Linked DNA regions of Mus musculus: region 2 is linked to region 1. The links are chromatin contacts, found by Hi-C or POLR2A ChIA-PET in ENCODE. All regions are on one chromosome and are shown on one strand. Each heading gives the region's core, a stretch centred on a gene start or an enhancer-like site at or near the end of the contact. The rest is flanking DNA. Distances are from core to core; before and after follow the strand shown.

Region 1 (6,320 bases), core at 1,435-3,934:
GACTTCCATTCACAGCTGCTGCTGACCATTGTTGGGGAGTTGGACTACAGACTGTAAGTCATCAACAAATTCCCTTACTATATAGAGACTACCCATAAGTTCTGTGACTCTAGAGAACCCTGACTAATACACATGGATATTTTAAATTGGTGTTCTCTCTAAGTATACAAACTTAAACATATATTATATAGGTATATTTGTACTGTTTTAATAAAATTCTTATCTTACTAGGAAACAGAAACAAACAGAAAAACCAAACAAAGAGGCTAACTTCTGGGACTGTGGAAGGATATAGTAATTATTAACCTGGGCCCACTGTTGGGTCAGCATTCCTTATTTTGTTGTAATTGTCTCTAAATACTGAACAAACCAGAAATGGTTTTAAGTTAATAACTATTAAAGCATAATATACCTGTACTAGTCAGGGTTCTTTAGAATCCAAGAACTTATGAAATGCGCGCACACACACACACACACACACACACACACACACACACACACATATATATGCATATATATACATATACGTGGAATTTATTGGGATGACTTTTATATAGGCTGCAGTCCAACTAATCCAACAATGGCTAGCTGTGAACAAAAAGTCCATGAATCTAGCAGTTCCCCAGTCTCACAAGAATGGGTGTCTCAGCTGGTCTTCTGTATATGCTGGAATCCTGAAGAAGTAGGCTCCAATGCTCATGAAGGAATGGATGATCTAGAAAAGTGAGGACAAGCAGGCAAAGAGTAAAAGCTTTCTTCTTCCATGTCCATATATAGGCTTCTAGCAGAAGGTGTGGTTCAGACTAAATGTTTGTCTTCCCACCTAAAGATCTGGATCCCATGTGTGTCCTTGAAACCTGGATTGTAGTTCATTCCAAATATAGTCAAGTTGACCACCAAGAATAGCTACCAGAACTCCTTGAGGTCTAATTTAATAATTGCTCACAAAGTTCTAAATAAAAATCAACCACGTATCGAATGCCCATTCACCTTCCCTTCTGTTTCTTACCCATGGCCACCTAAATAGACTCTATCAAAGATTTCTCTGGCTCAGCCTGTTATGCTTTTCCACGTTAATGAAAGCTTGTTATATATGGAGTATCTTAACAAAATACACATGAACAGTTCAGTATTTAACAGTGTGCTGGGAAAAACTCCTTAGAGTAGGGCCTTCTAGGAAAGTTTACTATAATTGTACCAATCTCATCAGTTCTAAAAGTTTTCATAGTCACTTTCAGATTGATGAGTTGATAAAAGATTAACACAGTGGGGACTTACCAGTTATCCTTCAGTTAATGGTTTCTGTGATGGCTATTTCTGGTTTGTCAATTTGACTACACCTGGAATGAACTACAATCCAGAAATGGAGGGAACACCTGCAATCCCGATCTTGAAGCTGGAAGACACCCAGGTCTTGACATGGGATGACACACACTTTTGATCTAGAACTTGAGGCACAGTGCCCAGGAAAAGCTTAGGCCCAGACAAGATGGTATACACATTTAATCCCAGGAGACAGAGGCAAGCATATCTCTGAGTTCAAGCCCAGCCTGAGACAGAGCAAGTTCCATTAAACAAAAGCTTAGGTCCAGGCATGGTGGTACACATCTTTAATCTGGGCCGCACCTTCTGCTGGAGGTCTACATAAGGACAATGGAAAAAGCATTCATTCTTTGCCTGCTTGCACTTGCCAACACATCTGTTGGAACCTATTTCTTCAGGATTCTAGTTTATACAGAAGACCAGCTGACTTAGCCTGGTGGGATTGAGCAACTACTTAGATTCTTAGAGCTCCCCATCACAGCTGGCCATTGCTAAGTTAGCTGGACTGCAGACTGTCATTCATCCCAATAATTTCTCTTAATACATAGAGACATTCCATAAGTTCTGTGACTCTAGAGAACCCTAATAGTTTCTAACTGCACAGTGGTCAGAGAATGTGGTTATGTCAGTCCTCAGACATGCAGAGACACTTGCTTAGAGACACAGTATGTTTATCTTTTGTAAATGTTTCACATACTCTGGGAAGGAATGTATATTGTGCAATTTCTGAATCAATATTCTGTCCTTCTTAGTTTGGGATACCTAGGGCTAAAAAACGGCACACACCAACAGTCTACCCTTTGGAGTCTGTACCCAGGGCCTACTGCCACACTGTCCTTTCATTCCCCAAGCAAAGGCTCAGGCTGCGAGGTCAAGGTCTGGGTGGCAAAAAGCCTGTGTCGGTGGGGGACCCTCACTATGGAAAGGTTAGCCAGCATGGGGTATGAAGGGACACTCAGAAGGCTGAGGAAAGAGGACTGCTTGGAGTTAGTTGGAGCCCAGTTTGGAGTACAAAAAGAAAAAAGAAAAGACGAAAAGACTAAAAAAGAAAAGGGAAGGGGGCTGTTAAACATAAGAGCGTTGGTGCGCCGTTTTTGGGTCCACTCTCGGGCACACCCAGACTAGTTGTGGCAACAAGTTAGAGAATGCGCGTGCGCAGACCAAAGTCCTTTATCACGTAATGTCGGCCGGGGGCGGGGCCAGCGAATCCGGGTCTGGACACCTGGTCTAAACTGATGGGGAGGGGGGAGTGGGGAGGGGAGGGAGAGGGAATCGCGCCGCTGGGTGCATTCGCCTTGAGGTGACTCATAGCTCCCGCCCCCTTTTCGCCCAGCTTTCTCCAGGCCGTCCCTCGCATCACGTGCCTTCCTGGCCGCTCCCCCAGAGCCCTTTCCAAAGGCCAGAAGAAACTGCTGTAAAATGTCGTGAGGGACGTCAGCCCTTTGCGGCTGCCTCTCAGAACCAGACCCCGGGAGTGCCCACCTCAGTCAGCGGTTCCTCCGGCGGAGTCGTCTTGACGGAGGGCGAAAGCGCTCGGTGCGCCACTGGATTTTCCGCCGCACCCGCGAGGGCTCCGGGCGATGTGAACTCGAGGCGGCTTCTGCGCTCCCAGGCCCGGGGGCTGAGGTGGGCGGGCAGGTGCCTGGGAAGCCGCGGCCCGGCGGGATGGAGGAGAGCATGGAGGAGGAGGAAATGCTCACCTACGAGGCAATGATGGACGACCAGAATCACAACAACTGGGAGGCCGCCGCGGACAGTTTCCGCCAGCCTCCGCCGGCCCCGCCGCTGCCCCCGCCGCCGCCGCCGCGGCCCTCGTCGTCCATCCCGGATCCAGGCCGAGAACTCCCGGGGGGACAGCTGCTGGCTGTGCACGCGGGCTCCATGGAGAGGAAGGGTCCTAAGGAAGGGCTCCCGATGGGGCCTCCGCCCTTGCCGGAACCAAACGGGGTGATCATGATGTTGAAGAGCTGCGACGCAGCCGCCGCGGTGGCCAAGACGGCCCCTGCCCCCACCTCCAGCTCCACTATCAACATCAACACCTCCACCTCCAAGTTCCGTGAGTCTGTCCCTCCTCCACGACCCCACCCCCACCCCCCAGCCAGGCTTCTCCACACCAGCTCGTGGAATCCCCCCGCCCTGAGAGTAACTCCACTTCCTTTGTTCCAGGCTTAGTTCTCTTTCCTTCTCTTAACCCTCCCACCCTGATTCGGTGTCTGCGGCCAGTATCCGGCCAGCCAGCCAGTGTTGCCTGTTACACCTGCGCAGCCTCAGCTTATGCTTTAGAAAAGATCTTTAATACTCCTGATCATCTCTCAACATTAGTAAGCTCTTCTCTAGGGTGTCCCCTTCAAAGTTTCACCTTACAGAGCGAGAGGGAAAAGTAAGGCGGTCTTGAATTTCGTTAGAGGCCTTTCGTCTTTTTTTTTCAACCAGAGAGCAAAGAAATGTGTTCTTGTATTCTTTGCCGCTGTACTTTTAGCAAATCGGGCTTCTGAACGTTGGTCTCTAGCAACTCTTTGTTCTCTGTGAGTTTTTGCATCCTGTCAGGGAATTCTTAGTTACTTCTACTATGTAGTGGGAACTGCTACAAGTCTTTGAAGTTGATGTGTAAAATCACGTTCCAGAGAAGCGGTTCAGCAAGTGACTGTAACCAGGATCCTACCGCAGGTTGAACTTTTTAGCGGTCTGCCTTGAAATTCACTTGCAGATAGAAGATAAAAACTGACCCCAAAATGTTCACAATCAGGCAGTGTGCTTCCATAGCTAGGTAAAGAATAAGGTAGTAGTGCTTTTTAGTTCAGAGTGGTGGTGACAGTGTAAAAGGAACGTGGTGGCCAGGTCCTTGTTAGCTGCAAATTTAGAATGGCATCTCCTAATGTAACTGGAGATTTTATTTCTAGTTAAGTTTTATTAAGCTATAACAGTAATTGCCCACCTAGCTGTTGAAATTTTTTTTTGTCCTGATGCAGATAGTCACAACCTTAGAAAAAAGTATTTATGGGACTAGCACACATTACTTATTTGCCTTCAAGATACTGCTTTAGGCAGACACTTTGGTGTGGGTGTAGAAAGGAACTTTTGTTTATGATTATTCCCTGTTAGACATACACATGACAGTCATTTACACAATGCAGTTTGTATGTTGATTAAGTTGTGAAACTAGACTTTATAGTTGCAGTGTGATTTACCTTAAATGCTGAAGACAGTTTGGATTAATGCTTAAGTAGACTTTCTTTGATGAGTTAAGAAATGAACATTAAGAGCAGAAGTCGTCATCAGCTAAGCTCAGAGCAAAAGAATTTGCCACACTTAAAGGTTATTTCTTGAAAAGATTAATAAAGGGAGTTAGGAATGCAGCCAGGTTGAAAGAGTGCTTGTCTAGCAGTCAGGAAGCCCCAGATTTGATCCCAGCAACTTATAAAACCTGACCTGGTGGCTCACAGCTGCAATCCCAGCACTCTGGAGGTAGAGGCAGGATGATCAAGAATTTCATCTTCCTTAGCTGCATATCCTGTTAAAGGCCAGCCTGTGATATGTGAGACCCTGTCACAAAACAAAACAAAAAGGCTAGGAAGCTAAGACCTGTTAAAGATTGGTCAAGGGGAAAAGTTGCAAATAAATGAAAAATAAAAATAGAATATTAGATTTTATTATATGGTAATAAATTTGAAAAGGTAAATGAAATATATGATAGTTAGGGAACTATTAACTCAGAAGTTATCTAAGTTATCTAAGCATGGATGGACTAAGCTGAGACTAGTAGTAGTGCTAGTAGTGATGAAGACTTTCCCTTTCAAATCTCTTGGTCCAGATATTCTTGTATACAAGCTCCATTTCATTTCCATAACCTTTTCTTTTTATAAATTCTGGAATGTAGGGCACAGAAGCAAGACAAAACTAAAACCCCAAGTCCATTTTATAGGTTTAGTGAAATATTGATTTAAAACTAGGTAAGATTATAGTTGTGTTAACACCTGTTAGCATAGAAATGAAAATCCTGTATACTATTAGCTCATCAGATCTAACTATGTCAAAAGAATTGTGATTCACGGTTTGTCCAAGTTTTTTTTCGATATATTGCTGTGATTTATCTCAGTAGGTTGGAAAAAAGTCACGACTTGATAACTTTTTTAAATGCCAATATCCAGTACCTAGTTGATATTGTGGTACTTGATACAAGGATAACTTAGTAATTCAGAGAGTGCAGGATAACTATTTAAAAGTCAATACCTGTAGCTAATAGGAATAATAATGGAGACATTTTCAGTATAGTCACTATAAGATGGTAACTACCCATGGGTGTTCCTTAACATAATAAGAAAAGTCCTTGTTGCTTGCATGGTGGTTCACATTTTTAATTCCACCCCCCCAAATACACACACACACACACACACACCACGATCTTTTGAGTTCCAGGTCAGCCAAGGTAGACTCTGTCTCAAGAAAACAAACAAACAAGACCCCTGAAACAAACCCTTTAGAATTTGGTAATAATTTCATTTATCAAGAACCACTGAAACCAAAAGAAAAACACAATGTAGATGGATTGTTAGGTTGAAGACCAGCCTAGAAAAGATAAAATGTATACTAGTAGCAATGGTACCAAAAATAGATATCTGTATAATAGTTTAACAAATTATAGTGTCTATAACTGAAATAACCTCATAATACACAAGACTTAAGGACAGTGTAATTTTAATAAGTAACTGAGGAAGAATTCGCTAAATGGCTTGTTTCCATGTTCTTGAATCAAATTATTATAGGAATGTCCCTTTTCTCCATTTGAATCTAGAAATTCAATTTAAGTACCACCAACATTGTTTGATTTGTTTGACAAACTCCATTACTTTTGACACAGTGCTGGCTGCTCTTGTAGCCTGACAGAGGTGGGCAGTAGTGGGTTCTGCTGTCTTTTATTTACATGTGCCTCTGCCGCTGTCAGGTGATTTCTGGTCTGTCTTATGAGACTTCAGATCTGCTACTTGCTCTTGGGTTGT
Region 2 (6,679 bases), core at 1,537-4,036, 230 kb before region 1:
CATGTAATCTTATGGTCATGTAAACACGGCATCACTATCATTTTGTTTTTAGGGTTACCTAAGCAAAGCAGATAAAAGTGCTTACTACTAAGCCTGATGACTTGTGTTTCATCCCCAGGTTACACATGGTCAAAGGAGAGAACTGGCTCTCAAAAACTGTCCTCAGACCCACATGTTTACATACACAAATAATTAATTAAACCTGTAATGAAAAACTAGTCTTAGATCGTTGGTATGATTTTCTATCATCTCTCACAAAATGGTTATTGACTTATTTTTTTTTACGCAACTGGAAGAGTTGTTAAGGGGAAAAATGGAGGGCTGGAGAGATGGCACAGTGATTAAGCACACTGAGTTCTGGGAATTGAACTCAGAACCTCTAGAAGTCCTGAGTTCAAATCCCAGCAACCACATGGTGGCTTACAACCATCTGTAATGGAATCTGATGCCCTCTTCTGGTGTGTCTGAAGAGGGCAACTGTGTACTTAATACATAATAAATCTTTTTTTTAAAGGGGGGGGGGGATGGAGAGGCCTAGGTTTATAGACAGAGCTACTTGAAGCCCTGAGTTAGATCCTTAATCTCCCCCTTCCCCAGCAATGAAGGAGATAGTGAAACCTTAAATTTCACATTTTTCTCATTGCTGGGGACTAAACCCAATGTATCTTAAATGCTAAGCAAGAGCTCTACCACTATGCCAAACTTTTTTTTTTTTTTTTTTTGGTTTTTTTTTCGAGACAGGGTTTCTCTGTATAGCCCTGACTGTCCTGGAACTCACTTTGTAGACCAGGCTGGCCTCGAACTCAGAAATCCGCCTGCCTCTGCCTCCCTAGTGCTGGGATTAAAGGCGTGCGCCACCACGCCCAGCCGCCAAACTTTTATAATAACAATAAAAGCCATCTAATCGTATGCTTTTCTCACCAAAATAAATACCTCAATTTAAAAAAAAAAAAAAGGAAATAACTTGAGGGGCTGGCTCAGTTCCCAAAGTAGTTGATAACTTATAGATTTATGTCACCATACCTCTGATAACCCCATTACTTAGAAACAAATTTTTTTTTTTTTGAGACAGGATTTCCCTGTGTAGCCCTGGCTTTCCTGGCACTTTCCTGCATAGACCAGACTGGCCTTAAAACTCAGAGATCCACTTGTTACCTCCCAAGTACTGAAGCTAAATGCAGGCCACCACCACATACCTTAGAAATAAATATCCTTTAAAGTGCATGTAAGAATAAAATCTAAGGAAAATAAAAACTAAAGAGCTGTAAATATGTTGCAGGGTTTTTTTGTTTTTGTTTGTTTGTTTTGTTGGGAACGAGTTTTTCTGTGCAGCCCTGGCTGTCGTGGAACTCTGTAGACCTGACTTTGAACCTGCCTGCCTCTGGCTCCTGGGCGCTAAAATTAAAGGTGTGCATCAACCCCTGGCCATTTGTAAGTCATTTTTATCTTCACAGTTTAATTCAGTCTTAATTCTGAAGTGCTGACAGGTCCAAGATGCCTGAGGTACATAGGTTTTGTTTTCAAGCAATTTAAAAATCACATTAGATGCCGGGCGGTGGTGGCGCACGCCTTTAATCCCAGCAACTTGGGAGGCAGAGGCAGGAGGATTTCTGAGTTCGAGGCCAGCCTGGTCTACAAAGTGAGTTCCAGGACAGCCAGGGCTATACAGAGAAACCCTGTCTCGAAAAACCAAAAAAAGAAAAAAAAAAAGAAAAAGAAAAAAAGAAAAAAGAAGAAGAAATGAATACAAGAGGACTAGAGATAGCTCTGCGGTTAAGAGCACTAGCTGTTCTTTAAGAGGATTGGGTTCTATTTCCGGCACCTATATGAGCTCCAGGTCCAGAGGATCTGATGATCTCTTCTGACCTCCACTGGGAAACAAGGTGCACAAACATACAGTCAGGCAAACATTCACACCAAAAAAATTTAAATTTTACACAAAAAGAAAAAGCGAGTACAAGATAAAGACACTTCTTTGAGCTCCTGAAAAATAATAACAGCAGATCTTTGGTAAGCCTATGCAACACGATTGCACTCTGCCAGGAACAGTAGTGTCCTACTTGTATTAATTAGAACCTCAGGAGAGAGACTATTCAAAGGAATTCATAAAGGTTCATTCATTCGTGCCGCGCGTTGCTATCACCTACCACCTGCTTGGGCTGCCAACGGTCACGCACAGTTGGGACTATAAAAGATACCTATGAATTTCCTCCATATGAATTCCTATTAAGTAGCTGGGGTCCCATATGTGACCAAGAAGGAACTCCAGAGCCATCAGGATCAACTGACACGAAGTTCTCTACCGTGGGAGTAGGGGCTCGGGATGACCCTGCACGGGTTTCAACATCGGTTCTGCCAGTTCCTGGCATGTCCTGCCAATGGCACTCGGGGCTCCCTGGGTGTCACCCATACTCCCGGGGAGCCGCAAACAAACGCAGCCGGGCCCTAGCTCTCCAACCCATAGTCCCAAAGCAGGCGGTCAACGGGAGTATCGAGCCCCGCCCGCCCGCCCGCCCGCCCGCCCGCAGGCCCCACGTCAGCCCCGGCGGGAGGAGGCCGAAGTCCTCGGCCCAAGTCTAGCCTCTCCCTGGCGAAGCAGCCCGGGGGATCCCAGAACCCAGGCGGAGCTGCGGCATGGCCTGGCAGACAGAGAGCCTGCGTCCTCACCGATCAGCCCGACTCCGAGCATCAGCTGGGTGTCCATTGCCACAACCGCAGCCATCTTCCGCCGCTACCCTGGGCTCCGCACTGCAGGTCCCACCCCTCCTCTTGGCCACGCCCATAACAAGTCCCGTCCCTTCCGGCAGGGTGCAGCAGGCACTACAGGTGCCGCCCCAGGCTTCCCTCTCCTGGCCAAACTTCCTTCTTGCAGCCTTTCTACGCTTAGGTCCTTGTTCGTTTGTCTAGTACCTTAAAGATCTCCAGTGAAGTGTCCGTTCACTGATTACAAAGACAAATAATTGGAGACCTAATATGTGTTGCTGCTCTGGAGGGAAAGGGTCCCCTATAGAAATGTTAGTTTCCCCAATCCAAGTGTAACAGCACCGCTCTGGCAGGCGATGATGTCCCCAGCTTGATCTGCTCTGAGAGGTATCCTGGCAATCCTTTGGAGCCTCCAATCCTGGGAGCCAAAAAGCACAAAGTCACATCACACAACAAACCTCACGCAAGAGATTTAATTAGGGGGAGGAGGTGAATCCAGGAGGGGCAGCAGCCTCTATACAGCAGGAAACTGAGCAAAAGACAGGGTTTATACAGGGTTTTTTGGGAGACTGGGCTTTCCAGGGTGGATATTGGTAGGATTTCAAATCTTGAGTTTAGGACTAGCTCGGGGATTGGTGGGAATCCATTCCTTGGCCCTGTTCTTAGGCTAGGGGTCAAGTCAGGGTCAGCATTCTTTCCCAGACTCAACTTCCTAAAGTCATGACCTTGAAAGTCAGGATTTCAATACATTAGTTTAGAGGGTGTGGAGGTCAAGCATGTAACAGTTAAAATACAGAATTCATTTATAATAAGGATGCTCTAGGATGTTGCAGGACATTTGATCACACTGTGATCTCCAAGATTGTATTATTTACTAGAAAAAACAACAACAACAACAACAACAACCAAAACCTGTTTCTATTTGTGGTGTAGCTCAGCCCTTAACACACACATTTAATCTCTCTGGCTGGAATTCAGAAACACCCTTAGTAAACACTTTAAACCCAAACAAGGAAGGTTAGTTTGTAGAAGGAAGCTCCCATGTTTAAAAGTGATGTCTAGTTGAGTGGTAGACAAAGTGAAATCAAAGATTTGACAGAACAGGATATTCCCAACTCTCACAAGAAGAGAGAGGAAAAGGAAGCTACTTTAGGGGCAGTGGAGAGAGAAAGGAAGGGAGAATTTTTACTGGGACAGTTGTACAGAGATGTGTTGCAGAGAGAGAACAAGCTAGACACAGGTGAAAACAGACTGAGCCAAAAAATGAGAAGGAGCCAGAAGATTAGAACATACTGCCAAAGTTAGTATTAGGCCAAACAGAGCAATTCAGGAGAAGCCAGAATCTGTCAGCTTGTAGAGGAGTTTGAACTAGCTAGCCAGAATTCAGAAAGAACTAGAAAAGGTGAGCTTATTCAGCAGTAAGCCTCAGAGGCTGAAAACATTCTAGGCAGAGATAAGATTGTACAGAGGCTAGAAGCTTCCAGGACTAGGCCCAGATTAACAGACAGAGGCAGCAAACCACCGATAGTTACTACAGGCGAATAAAAGATACATTTACACTAGGATTTAATGTGAAAGATAACAGCATCACTGCAATTGCATTCTGATTTTGTGGCAGTTCATAATGATTTTCTGGAAACTGAGTTTAATTGTGTAAAAAAATATAATGAATGAAGCCTTTTGGAAAGAAGATTAACAGTGTCTACAGAAATAGAAAAGTGCAAACCATTAATTTATATTTTTGTTGTTGCTAAAATAGCTCTGTCTAATTGGCCCTAGCTAGCCTTGAACTCAAAATCCTTCCATCTGAAACTCCTAAATAGCAGGAATTTCAGACCTGTACCACAGCACTATGCTTCCAGCATGCTACTTTTAGGGAATATACCAAGCTGTCTTTGAGCAACAGGTCAGAGCTGAATTTCAAGGTCCATCATTCCACACACAGGATTTTAGGGATTGAAGAAAGCACCAAATGAATTAAGTCCTGAGGGAATGTGTATTTTGAAATGAGAAAGTTCTGTCAAAGACTCCAGGACCAGGTGGCACATGGGAATTTGGCAAAGTTGTTATCCTTATGAGATAGGCTTAAGAGGGAGGGAAAACCTTTCCTTATGAATGTTTATGAGCCATTAATCTCTAGCAATTGCATCTTCCTGCTCCCTGATCTTTGTAGCATGAGACTGATGGCCTAGAGATAACCTCCTACAGAGACTAGATATCCCCTTCATCAATGTTGTACCTAACAGATATACTGAGGTTCAAGGGTATGGAGATTAGAGACTGCCACCTGATTCTGAATTCACTGTATGTGTATCTCTGTACCTGTCCTTTCCTCATTCTCTCACCACCCCTTGCTAGGATTCTGGGACCTAAGTTTCCATGACTGAGCCACCGATCCTTTGTTACCTCTGCTTGGATGTAGTAAAATCCCTGAAGAAATCTTTCCCCCTTAATATGCAGATACAAAGATAGTTATTCAGTGCTACTGATAATCAGAAAATGTGTGGACACACTTTTAAAAATCTTTTTAAAAATGATGGAGGGAAATGGAGGAGCTAGAGAAAGTACCCAAGGAGCTAAAGGGATCTGCAACCCTATAGGTGGAACAACATTATGAACTAACCAGTACCCCGGAGCTCTTGACTCTAGCTACATATGTATCAAAAGATGGCCTAGTCGGCCATCAGTGGAAAGAGAGGCCCATTGGACCTGCAAACTTTATATGCCCCAGTACAGGGGAATGGGCCAAAAAGTGGGAGTGGGTGGGTAGGGGAGTGGGGGGAGGGAGGGTATGGGGGACTTTTGGGATAGCATTGGAAATGTAAATGAGGAAAATACCTAATTAAAAAAAATATAAAAAAATGATGGAGGGGGCTGGGCGTGGTGGCACACACCTTTAATCCTAGCACTCGGGAGGCAGAGGCAGGCGTATTTCTGAGTTCAAGGCCAGCCTGGTCTACAAAGTGAGTTCCAGGACAGCCAGGGCTATACAGAGAAACCCTGTCTCAAAAAAAAAAAAAAAAAACAAACCAAAATGATGGAGGGGATGAAGAGATGGCTCAGCAGTTAAGAACACTTCTTGCAGAGGACCAAGGTTCAATTCCCAGTACCGACATGAAAGCTCATGACTCCCATTCCAGTCTGACTTATATGTATACCAGGAATGCACATGGTGGACATACATCCAGCCAGCCCAAACACCCAAACACCTGGGAGGGAGGGAGGGAGGGAGGGAGGGAGGGAGGGAGGGAGGGAGGGAGGGCGGGAGGGAGAGAGAGAGAGAGAGAGAGAGAGAGAGAGAGAGAGAGAAAGAGAGAGAATATTTTGTAATATACAATGCTATGAAGTTATGATGAAAAGTGAGGTAGATATCGCAAATGACCACTCTTTTGAGGGCGTTCTTAGTGTTCACTTCTGCTCCCACTCAGTTTTGCTCTTCTGCAAGGCTGCTTGCTTGACTTTCCTAAATTATCGCACAGATTAGATTTCATTCTCTTTTGCCAAACATTATGGTTTGCATCCTTTAAAATTTTATGTGTTTAGGTGTTTTGTTTGAATGATATCTATCATGTGCATGCACTGCCTGAGGAGGTCAGAAAAGGGCATTCAGATACTCCTATTACTGGTGTTAGGAATGGCTGTAAGCTGTCATGTGGTACTGAGAATAAGACCCAGGTACTTCTAGAAGAGCAGCAATAACCACTGAACCATCTCTTCCAGCCCCTTAAAAGATTTTTAATTGTGTGTGTGTGTGTGTGTGTGTGTGTGTGTGTGTGTACTGTGTGTGAATGCAGAAGAACACAAAGCCAGAGCTGGAGTTACAGACTGTTGTAAGACACCAGGTGTGGGTACTAGGACCTGAACTTGAGTCCTCTGCAAGAGTGGTACAAACTCTACCCCTGAACCAACTCTCCAGCCCTCAAGATTCACATCTTAATTGTGCCCTTGTGGTGGCTTGGATAAAAATGTTCCCCAT

The links. Hi-C counts contacts between places; a loop is a spot of excess contacts on that map. ChIA-PET counts read pairs that join two places held with the same protein, here RNA polymerase II (POLR2A).
Region 2: POLR2A ChIA-PET joins it to region 1 with 15 read pairs in Patski. The contact joins the promoter of Dennd10 here to the promoter of Cacul1 in region 1. A Hi-C loop is called at or near these places in 1 of 37 maps with a recorded cell type or tissue (regulatory T cell). POLR2A ChIA-PET finds 5 or more read pairs at or near these places in 2 of 5 experiments (Patski and embryonic stem cell).

The regions. Positions count from the first base shown.
Region 1 is chr19:60,577,387-60,583,706 of GRCm38, reverse strand. It overlaps Cacul1 (CDK2 associated, cullin domain 1), which reads left to right and starts at 2,684. Exons shown (of 9, transcript NM_030197.2): 1 at 2,684-3,379. The coding sequence starts at 2,989.
Region 2 is chr19:60,807,662-60,814,340 of GRCm38, reverse strand. It overlaps Dennd10 (DENN domain containing 10), which reads right to left and starts at 2,786. Exons shown (of 9, transcript NM_026437.4): 1 at 2,668-2,786. The coding sequence starts at 2,722.